Regions from separate parts of the Homo sapiens genome. Here region 2 is linked to region 1. Evidence: read pairs that join two places in POLR2A ChIA-PET (ENCODE). Cell type or tissue: GM12878. All regions are shown on one strand. Links, peaks and the distances in the headings refer to the core of each region. The heading gives the core; the rest is flanking DNA.

What was found. ChIA-PET counts read pairs that join two places held together with the same protein. Peaks named below come from ENCODE experiments on the same cell type or tissue, not always from the same donor. Only the 100,000 strongest peaks of a DNase experiment are listed, where the experiment ranks them.
Region 2: POLR2A ChIA-PET joins it to region 1 with 5 read pairs; 3 of 35 experiments call an interaction of 5 or more read pairs at or near these places.

What each region holds. Positions count from the first base shown.
Region 1 is chrX:10,080,161-10,085,871 of GRCh38, forward strand. All of the region lies in intron 6 of WWC3 (WWC family member 3), which reads left to right. Among named protein-coding and RNA genes, the nearest start is that of WWC3, 68 kb to the left of the region's middle. RefSeq lists an enhancer at 2,726-3,226. In GM12878, for the core only: no CTCF peak of the experiment used is centred there; a DNase peak (open chromatin) is centred at 2,881; H3K27ac peaks cover 1,604 bases.
Region 2 is chrX:10,174,015-10,179,566 of GRCh38, forward strand. All of the region lies in intron 2 of CLCN4 (chloride voltage-gated channel 4), which reads left to right. Among named protein-coding and RNA genes, the nearest start is that of CLCN4, 20 kb to the left of the region's middle. RefSeq lists an enhancer at 1-807. In GM12878, for the core only: no CTCF peak of the experiment used is centred there; no DNase peak of the experiment used is centred there; H3K27me3 peaks cover 173 bases.

The DNA of each region.
Region 1 (5,711 bases), core at 996-4,995:
GTTTTCTCCACCACTTAGCACTAGTGGGATTTGGGGCTGGATCATTCTTGTCTTGGGGGGACTATCCTATGCACTGTAGAATTGTCTTGTCTTGGCCAGGCCTGGTGGCTCACGCCTGTAATCCCAACACTTTGGGAGGCCAAGGCGGGCAGATCACCTGAGGTCAGGAGTTCAAGACCAGCCTGGCCAACATGGTGAAACCCCATCTCTACTAAAAAGACAAACATTAGCCAGGCGTGGTGGTGCATGCCTGTAATCCCAGCTACTCGGGAGGCTGAGGCACAAGAATCGCTTGGCGGGCACCTGTCATCCCAGCTATTCGGGAGGCTGAGGCAGGGAGAATCGCTTGAACCTGGGAGGCCGAAGTTGCAGTGAGCCGAGATTGCGCCATTGCACTCCAGCTTGGGCGACAGAGCGAGACTGTCTCTCAAAAACAAACAAACAAACAAAAACACAAAGAATGTTGTCTTTACTCTTTACCCGCTAGATGCCAGTAGCACCTTCCACCTGTATTGTGACAACCAATAATGTTTCTAGACATTGCCAAGTGTCCCCTAAAGTACACATTTGCTCCCAGTGGAGAACCACCGTGCTGGTGGCTACTGTATTGAACACCATAGGTGACAGATTTCCATCATCACGGAAAGCTCCTTTGGACATTCCAGTCTGTAGGTCTTCCTCCTGTTCTCATTTTTACAATAAGAACGTTATCCCTACTAAGAGATTGGGGATGAATTGTTTACAATTAGTGAGCTGTATCGAGTCTGCAGGTTTCATGAACTAAAGGTGGTGTTTGAGAAATGGTGCTGGTGTGGGTCTGAAGGTTTGCTGAGCCGTTCTCTCCATTCACTGGCTTTCCTTGCTGAACTTGCGCATGTGCCGCACGCCTTCTGCACCTACTTTTCTCATCTGCAAATGGTGATTGTTTTAGGCAGCTCGGGCTGCTATGACAAATACCATAGACTGGGTGACTTGAATAGCAGATATTTGTTTCTCACAGTTCTGGAGGCTGGAGGTCCAATATTTGGTTCCTGGTGAGGGCCCGATTCCTGATATGCAGATGACCATCTTGTCGCAGTTTCCTCTCATGGCTAAGAGAGCAAAAACTCTGTTCTCTCTTCCTTTTCCTAATCCCATCATGGGGTCCCACCCTGTGACCTCATCTAACCCTAATCACCTCCCAAAGGCCCCACCTTCAAATGCCATCACATTAGAGGGTAAGGCTGCAACATAAGAATTTGGAGGACACACAAACACACAGTCCATAACAGCAATCACTGTGCTCAGTTATACTGAGGACAGCACCAGCACCTGGTACATGCCCAGCCCGAAACAATTAGTCCAACTCTGTGTGGTTACTGTTACTGACGCAGGTGGGCACCATGTTGCCGTCTTTCATCCTGCATGCAGATGCATGAGGTGACACACGTGACTGCAGCACTGCTCTTTATGGGGAGGTAATAAAGGAATGTGAGGTACAGATGTAATTATCTACCATTACCCAGCTATGTGTTTGTGTGCATTTTGGATCTACAGTCAGAGCTTCCTTTTATTAACCCTAGTTAGTATTAGCACAGCTTCTTCTTTAGCTTTTTTTTTTTTTTTTTTTAAGACAGAGTCTTGCTCTCGTCGCCCAGGCTGGAGTGCAGTGGTGTGATCTTGGCTCACTGCAACCTCCCCCTCCCAGGTTCAAGTGATTCTCGTGCCTCAGTCTCCCCAGTAACTGGGATTACAGGTGCCCGCCACCACGCCTGGCTAATTTTTGTATTTTAGTAGAGATGGGGTTTTGCCACATTTGCCAGGCTGGTTTCCAACTCCTGACCTCAGGCGATCTGCCCGCCTCGGCCTCCCAGAGTGCTGGGATTACAGGCATGAGCCACCGTTCCCGGCCTCTTCTTTAGTTTTGTCTTAAGCAAATCAAGCTTCTTTTCCAACTAACCGGCTGCTGGTTTTGTCATTCATGCGGTGCATAGGCCAGAGTGCTTTCCAAATGCACCGACGTGTGTTTTGTCCTTTTAGCCCCCCACTCCAGCCAGCCTCCAGATACTCCAACACCTCCTCAGATGCGACTGTGTGTGCTGTGGCAGTGTCATCCTGTGTCACTTTGGCTAAGGTGGTGGATAAAGAATAAGCAGAAACAAATCATTTGATTTGTGACAGGTCACCAAAAGTTATTAGGACTACCTAGTTGGATTTGAGGTGAATTTTCTACCTTCATTAGGCCACACTGTAGCTGTCTCTCATTGTGATACAGTGTCTCTGGACAATATGTAGTTGTTTGTTTTTTTTTGGTTTTTTTTTGAGATGGGGAGTCTTTGTCACCCAGGCTGGAGTGCAGTGGTGCAATCTTGGCTCGCTGTAACCTCCATTTCCTGGGTTCAAGCAGTTCTCCTGTCTTAGCCTCCCAAGTAGCTGGGATTACAGGCACACGCCACCATGCCCAGCTAATTTTTATATTTTTAGTAGAGACCGGGTTTCACCATGTTGGTCAGGCTGGTCTCGAACTCCTGACCTCAGGTGATCCGCCTGCCTCAGCCTCCCAAAGTGCTGGGATTACAGGCATGAGCCACCACGCCCGGCCCAGTAGGTGGTTTTAATGTTAGTCATTGTGTGTGCCGGAGGTTGCAGTTAATGTCATTCTCATTTGCAGCTCTGAGGAAGGTGACTGGGGTTCAGGAAGAGTCTGAGTTTGCTCAGGATCCCTGAGCATCAGCAGGGAGCCACGTCTGGCACTTCCCTCATGGCCATGGTTTCTGTAGTGGGTTGCTGGGCTCAGCGCCCGTTGCTTTGCCTTGGCTCCATCGTTCTGGTGAACTCCATTTCCTTATTTGAAGACAAAGGCCATATAGCAGTGTCAGCTGTAGATGGACTGATTTAGAAACTGAAACGTACTGCTGACTGAGAAAACCCCCTTCTCCTTAGCATGGCTAGGATGTGAATTCATCTTTTGTAGTTGCAGTGGTTTCAAGAATAGGAAAAGGCAGCCTCTGTTTCCCTAGGGGCATTAGACAGAGAAGCAGGAGCCAGAATAACGAGAATTTTAACTTAACACCTGCGGCCAAAACGGAGCGCAAGTTGTGCTCCTGGAAGAGAGGCGGGCCAGTGCTGTTTGGATTGTCTTTCTGCTTTCATTATCAAGATCCCACGCTTGGGAACAGCAATTGTAAACTTGCCACTTGCCAAGGGGAGGCTCCTCCTGTCTGCCTGAGCTCATGAGAATACCCGCCCTCCCCCTGGAGGCCAAGGAGTGGCCTGGGGAAGGCTCTGGACCTGGCCTTGGTCCTGAGGGGCCCACCCCACCTCATGCCTGACCAGGGGCAAGTTAGCTTTCAGGAGGGAGCTGCCCAGAGCTGTTGTTTAATGGGCACGTTGCCTTGGCTCTGTCTGACGCTGCGTTGTTACTGTGCATGTTTACTTTATTCTGGGACAGACACAGCCTCACAGGAAGAAGAGAAAACCCAGGCACCCGTGCCACTCTTAAAATATTTTTGTAAGTGGAAGATAATCTGGTAGCCTTTCTCTGAGTTCCACAGCTTATGAGATGAAAACAGCCTCATTATTTTTCTGGTATTGAACATTGGGTGTTTAGGTTTGGATTGAATCATGCAAATGTATATTTTTTTAATTGAGAAATTTTAGAAGGCCTTTTCAAGCATTGAAAATGTGATTACCCCATCTCTACTGGGAAATCCTGACTATACGTACAGATAGCAGGTGAGCTGTTATACCTAAACATGAAGCATCTCTGATTTTATCACCAACATTGCTTAAGGCAGTGGCCTGAGATTTTCCTCCAGAAAATTTCCTGCTGTTCTTGCTTCCCAGAATATCCAGTGTATTCTTTTCCAGAGCACCTCACTAGGAGTTTGGCTGCTTATAACATTTTAAGCTTGCCTTGTTTATCTTGGTGAATTTCCTGGCTAGCAAGGAAATTCATCATTACACTTGGGTCCAAGTAAGGAAAAAAGAACCTTTTGTATTTTACTTTAAATCTATATATGTTGTTGATTGTTGTAGAGAGGAATTGGCCACAGATATGTTCGCTGGGTTAATGATAGAATATGTACACAGATGTGTGTTTTATGTGTATCTATGTGAAGTGTACACATGTAAGCTTTTAATGATGGAAAATATCAAACACAAAAGCAGAGAGAATAGTATACTGAAACCTTCCTGTACCCCTCACCCCATTTAACCTGCACAATTGCCAATCTTGTTTCGGTGGTGACCCCACCCCATCTGCTAAGCTCTCACGGCCTTATTGAAGCAAATGCCAGAATCCCATTTAATCCATAAATATGTCTCCTAAAGTTATGGACTCCTTTTGAAAATAACTCTAATCCCTGTACCCCATTTACTAGGCATCTTGTGTCCAGTGAGCTCTTGCATTTCTTCAGGTGTTTGGGTCCAGTTTGGGCCACAGAGTGCCTTTGGTTGATGTGTCTCTTACGTCTTTTCTTTTCTACTCTCCCTCCTTTTTTTCCCCTGACAGCTTATTTGTTGGAGAAAGTAATTTGGTTGTCCTATAGAATTTCCCTAATGTTGGGTTTTGCTGCTGAAATTCACATGATGTCATTGAACGTGTTCCTCTGTCTCTTGTTATTTATGCAAATGGGCGTAATAGTTTGAGAGGCTTGATCTGATTCAAGTTGGATTTCTTTTCTTTTTTTAGTAAGAATGTTTTTAGGTGGTGGTGTTACTTCCATCAGGAGGCACCACTCTGTGCTTGTTTCTTTTTGCGGTGTGAAGATGATCAGTAGGTTCTGGCCTTGTTAGCCCAATGCTTTGATTTATATTAATAACATTTCTTGTCAGCTTTTTACCTAAGTTATGGATGTGTATCTTCCAGGATAAGTTCCTGAAAGCGGGCTTGGTAGGTTAAAGGGTGAATGTATTTGTTGTATTATAGGTTGTATTTCTTATCTGAAATGCTTAGGACCAGAAGTGTTTTGAATTTCAGTTTTTTTTTTTTTTTTTTTTTTTTTTTTTTTTTTTTTGGTTTGGAATATTTGCATTATACTTACTGGTTCAATATCCCTCATCCAAAAATCTGAAACCTGAAATGCTTCACTGGTCATTTTCTTTGGGTGTCATGTCAATGCTTAAAAAGTTTCAGATTTTGAAGCACTTTGGATTTCAGATTTTCAGATTAGGGATACTCAGCTTGTATTAGATATGGCCAAATTCCTTTGCTGAGGGGTTGCACCATTTTGCCTTCCTACCACTAACATATGAGTGTTCTCGTTTCCTGTGACTTTGCCAACAGGATGTGTTGATAAGCATTTGCATTTTTGCCAGTCTCATAGGTGAGAGATAGTATCTCAGTGTAGTTTCAATTTGCATTTTTCTTGAGGCCTTTTATAAAAGTCTTCAGAAAATAGGAGCACCATTTACAATGACTAATTAAAGTTTAGAGAAAAATTGAGCTTTTCCAGTGAAAGGTCCCCTGGACTCTGTTGCCCTAAAGTTTCTGAAACGTTTTGGAAAAATTACCTTACTGTAACTTACTACTAGTGTCCAGAGGCAAAGGGAAGACTCAGGACCAGGACACGTGCAATGTTTCCCAACTGGGTGATGTGCGTGAACGGACCAAGTGCACCAACAGATGTGGGCAAATTCCCCTCTCCAGCTCCTGCCTGGAGCTCTAGAATGTACCTTGTGTTAGATTTTTTTTTTTTTTTTTTTTTTTTGAGATGGAGTCTCACTCTGTG
Region 2 (5,552 bases), core at 647-4,646, 94 kb after region 1:
CCATAGCAATCCCCCTCCCCAGAGGTGATAACCAAGAATGTCTCCAGGCATTGTCAAGCATCCCCTGGGGGCAGAATGGTCTCTAGGGGACACTTTGGTGTCTGCCTCTGGCCTCATTCCCTCCCGCCATACACCCTTGGTAGGGTTGGTGGTTCCAAGTTAGCCACTACCGTGGAAAGAGAGACTTCCTTTCTCCCCCTCGTCCATGTGTGCGGCCCTGCATGGGTCCCACGCTCATCCCCATAGCCGGTCATTGTGCCTGGTGGTCGGGGCACTGTCATTGGCCAGATTGGGTTCTGTGCCACATCTGGGGCCAGGGGCCAGCTTTGTTAGCAATTGAAGGAGACTGGGAGAGTTCTGATGGAGGCACAAATGGCTATTTTGGACCACTCTAGCAGCCCTTTACGGACCCAAGTCCTCCGCTGACCCTTCACCCAATAACAAGCTCATTTAGCAAATATCTGTTATGTGGCAACGAACAGCTGGGCCCTGTTCCAGGGCGGGCATTTTATAAACAGTCTTCAGGACCATCCTAGGAGGTGGTCTTGTTAGCCCATATTGCAGGTGAGCAGACTGCAGCTCAGCAGGGCTGGTGACACCCATGGCAACCTGCGGAGCCCAGTTGCTCCCTAATTCCCCCCACCCTGTGCCCTGCTGTCAGCCCTACCTTTCTGTCACCCCCTTGAGCTCTTCCTCCCCTCCAGGCTGCCCTACACTGCCATATAGCTGGACGAATTGTAAAAGGAACACTGTGTCATCATGCCTCTGCTCAAGTCAGGAAAGACTGTTGCTGCTGTCATCTTTTGTCCCCTCCCCAGTCCCCTCACCTCCCTGCCCCTCAGAATACTCTCCTGACTTCTATTGTGTTTACGTCTCTACTTTTCATTGTAGATTTACCAAAGAATTCTGGTTCCTGAGCTTTGTTAATTTACTTCTGCCCGTTTTTGAACATGATGTAAACGGGATCACACAGAGTGTTTGGATGCATCCGGATTCTTTTGCTCTGTATTCTGTGTTTACTCATTGCAAGCATACTTTGGGAAGTGCTTGAGTCAAAGGGTGGGTAGATGAGAAGCCACTGAAGGTGACAGAGGAATGGCCGTGGGTCAGAGAGGGAATTACCTTGGCATTACTTGGGCAGAGCTGGAGTGGTGGGCTACGCAGTTAGGAGGTTGCGGTGACCTGGGTAGGAGCTCCAGCTTAGGGTCTGAAGGCCGTGGGGAGGATGGCAGGTGAGGCGTGGTAGGTTTGGGAGGGTTGTCCTGCCTTCTCTTTCTGACGAGGTAGGAGTTACAGGTTGGAGGAGATGGAAAAAGGGGGAAGCATTCCTCATACAGGCTTGTTGGACCAGCAGGAGCTGAACCAGCAGTCGTCTTGGGTTGCAGTGAAGCCCCCTCTGAGACTAGGGGCTCCCAGCACCAAGGAACTGGCAGCCAGCAGCCAGCAGCCACTGAGGCCAGCACCTCTCGTAATCCACAAGGTTGGAAGAAAAGCAGCTCGGTAAAGGCTGCTTGTGATGAGTCACTGGGGCTCCTGGAAAATCTGTAAGAAATGAAGCTTTTGAGATGTTTATTTTTAGCTGCCGTCTGACCATGGCCTGTCTCTGAACTTGATGTTCTTGGGCCCTCTCCTCTGGCTGTGTGTTCTAGAATTTCTGTTGTGTCCTATGCTTTTCATGGTGTCATGTGAACACTACAGGTAACTGTGATGATCTTGAACACTTTGTTAGCGCTATGGTATGATCATATTTTTATTCATGAGCCGAGGCACCCGGAATCTTGAAGCATTCGGATCACTAATTACTTGGAGAAACTTTTCTGATTGTAGGATCTCACAGAAACCTCTCTCTCTCTCTCTCCCACCCTCTCTCTCTCTTTCTCTCTCTCTCTCCCTCCCTCCCTCTCTCTCTCTCTCCCCCTCCCTCCCTCTCCCTCTCTCTCTCTCTCTCTCTCTCTCTGTGTGTGTGTGTATGTGTGTAATAGGAACTCATCTTTATTTTCCCAAAGCTTTAAGGTTGAAATGTTGATGGTGACATCCTTTAGTTGCATTGTTGGGTTTCTGGAAACTCATTCCTTCCCTTAAATAATCCTAAGGGGAATGACTGTGGCCACTTGTCTTTATATTATACTTGTCCCCGTGGGTCACGATTATTTGTTTGCTGGGTTTTGTTGGGAGGTGAGGGCCGCAAATGTGCTGGTAGCTCTGGTGCCTTGGACAGTGGCCTGGCAGGTAGCAGATGCCCAATAAACACCCATGGTGTAAAGCAGGGGCCGGCAAAGCACAGCCTGCAGGCCAGATCCAGCCTGTTCCTGTTTTTGTAAATAAAGTGTTGTCAGCAGGCAGCCACATCCCTTCATTTCCATATTGTCCGTGGCTGCTCTGCTGTACAATGGCACAGTCCAGTAATCGCAATGGAGACTATATGGCATATGGCCCGCGAAGCTGAAAAGATTTCCCACCTGGACCTTTCTCAGAAACATTTGCAAACTCCTATCAGTTAAGTTACTACGAGGAAACAGGAAGGAGCAAGGGGCAGGAACAGCTTGTGGGAGAGGCTCATGAGAGCCGGAGGTGGTTTTAGTAGCAGTTTCTACCCTGCCCACGCTGGCAGGGGACCCTGCCGGGACTTGCCTCTAGGGTGGCCTTCCTTGCTTGTTGGAGACTCTTAATCTTTTAATCTGAGTTATGACTTTCCGTTCCATCTGTCCAAGTCATCTGGGGATTAGCTAATAGAGCAAGTTGGCAAATAATCTGACATGGTCTGATTTGGGAGGGGAATACTGGCATAAACATTGGCAGGTACTGTGGCACCTGGCCACTGCTGGGCAGAGGACAGAGGGAACAGGTGGAAGGGCTTCAACCACAGCGTTTTATGGACGGTGTAAATACTGATGGCAGCACAAAGTGTAATGGCTCCAGATGGGAAATCACCCAAGTGTCACCCGCAGTAGAATGGATAACTACATTGGGGCTGATTCCTCAGTCAAATACTGTGAAACAGGAGTCGGCCAAGTTCGTGATCCTGTGGGCCAACTCCAGCTCACTGCCTGCTTTCGTACAGCTTATGAGCTAAGAATGGTTTTTGCATTTTTATATGGTTGAGAAAAAACCAAAAGAATAATATTTTGCCACACATGAAGATGATATGGAATTCATATTTCAGTGTCCGCGAATAAAGTTTTATTGAAACACAGCACCAGGCATTGATGTGTCTATGGTCTCTGGCTGCTTTGCAATGACAGCGGTGGAGCTGAGTCGTCTAGACAGAGACTGCATGGCCCAGAAATCTTCAAATATTTACTCTCTGGCCCTTCACAGAAAAAGTTTGGTGGCCCCTGTTACAGTGCAAAGAGAATGAACAGATAGTTACACTGAACAACATGGGTAGATCTTGCAACATAATATAGAATGAAAGAAGCTGGAAACAAGATTTCATTTCTTTAAAGTTCAGAAGCAGGCAACAGTAATCTATAGTGTGAGGGTTGGGATAGTGGTTACCCTTTGGGGTGGGTCAGGGACTAGCGGGGGCTTGAAGTGGTGTCTAGGGGCTGGTCATGTTTCGTCCCATGATCTGAGCACTCCATACATGGGTGAGTTCCCTTTGTGAAAATGTGTGGAGCTGTTCATCTATGATTTTTGCATTTTACGAATACATGTTTACTTCAATAAAAAGCTTACTCAAGAAAAGTGATTTCAGTCTGGCAGCTCCTCAGAAGGTTAAACAGAGTTCCCATCTGACCCAGCAATCCACTCCTGGGCATATACCCAAGAGAAATGAAAACATATGTCCATGCAAAGACTTGTACACAGATGTTCCTAACAGCCTTATTCATAATAGCCCAAAAGTAGAAACAACCCAAATGGCCGTCAGCTGATGAGTGGATAAACAAAATGTGATACAGCCACACAATGGAATCTTATTCAGCAATAAATAAAAAGGGGTGAAGCACTGATACGCACCACAGCCTGGATGACCCTTGAAAGCATTATGCTAGGTGGAAGAAGCCAGATGCAAGAGGCCACATACTGCATGATTCCACTTACTGCATGATTCCACTTATACGAAATGTCCAGAATAGGCAAACGCATAGGATGGAAAGTATATTAGTGGCTGCCTAGGCTGGGAGAAGGAAGTGATTGCTAATGGGTAGGGGGTCATTTTTAGGGGGGTGAAAATGTTCTGGAATTGGATAGTGGTGATGATTGGACAGCCTTGTGAATTTCCTGTAAACCACTGAATTGTACACTTTAAAAGAGTACATCTTATGGTATGTGAATTACCTCTTTAAAAATGCTGTAAGAGATTGCTGCTACAGACCTGTGTGTATCTGTACAAGTCAGAAGGAAAAGGTCTCAAGGTGACAGCCACCTCATCCATTCTTCCTGCTACTCCTCCAAATGCAGATATCTTGAAAGTTGACAGGCAGGGGGAATGCCTGACTTCCCCCAGGTAATCCAGACTCTTCCTCTAGATCCAAGCCAGTTGAGTAGCACAGAGCAGTTTCTAGAATGTAGCTAACATGGGCATGTTAATTTTGCTACTTTTGTTTACTAAAACTGCAGTTCTCAGAAAAACAGGATAAACTAAAAGATCCTAGATAACTTGCTTCCTGGACTTTTCCTGTGATTATGCCTGACTTCGCCCCCATTTTCCTGATGTCTGTTTTCCTTTGGTCTGATTGGAGAGGAATGGGAATCTATGTAGTAGCCACTGGGGCCCATTCCCATAGCTGAGCCTGGGCTGTCGGCTCCTTGCTGGTTCCTCCAAGACTTCATTGCTTCACAGCCAATGAAATGGAGCAGTAAAAAAACAAACAAAAAACAACAAAAACAAAACAAAAAACAAAACAAAAACATTAAAAAAGACTTCACTGCTTACCTGTAGGTTGCTTTTTATATATAGTTCTCAATCTCTTCTGAATTAAACTTCTTGGTCCCCACTTCTAGATGTTAAGGGCCATAATGGTTGCAAATATTGTGATAACTTTTGAGAGGATCCCTTTTGAGGGTGCGAGATGACTACCCAGAGGATCTGAAGGTTTTCATTTTGCTGACACTGAAGAGTGTATTTCTTAGGATTTTCTGCTCTGTAATGACAGATAATCACAGCTGGCAGTGAAGATAGCGCTGAACTTTCTGTAAAGTCCCAGCCCTAAACATTATCTGTGGCAGAGACAAACAGTTTTAATTAATGACAAAAGGTTTGCTTGTCCCTGCGAGGGTGAAAGGGGCCGGTGCTGTTTCATTCCCTGTGCCATGTACTGGGCTGAAGGGGCAGGGGAGGGAGCATCCCAGGGTCCTGGCTTTTGAGAGAGGGGCAGAGAGGGTCAGCTGTGGTCACACACCCATACTTGGGAGTCGTACAAGTCTCTTGGTTAGTGGTCTTGCCACTTTGAATAGAGGTATTTCAGATTTGAAAGAAAACAGTCTAAACAGTCTCCTCAAAGTAAATGCTTTGAGGAGTTTTTAGGAAAAGCTATTTCGAATGTCAGGCATAGATTCATGTTTTAATGGCCTCACTGATTCTTGGTAAGTGGAATCCCCCAGAAGGT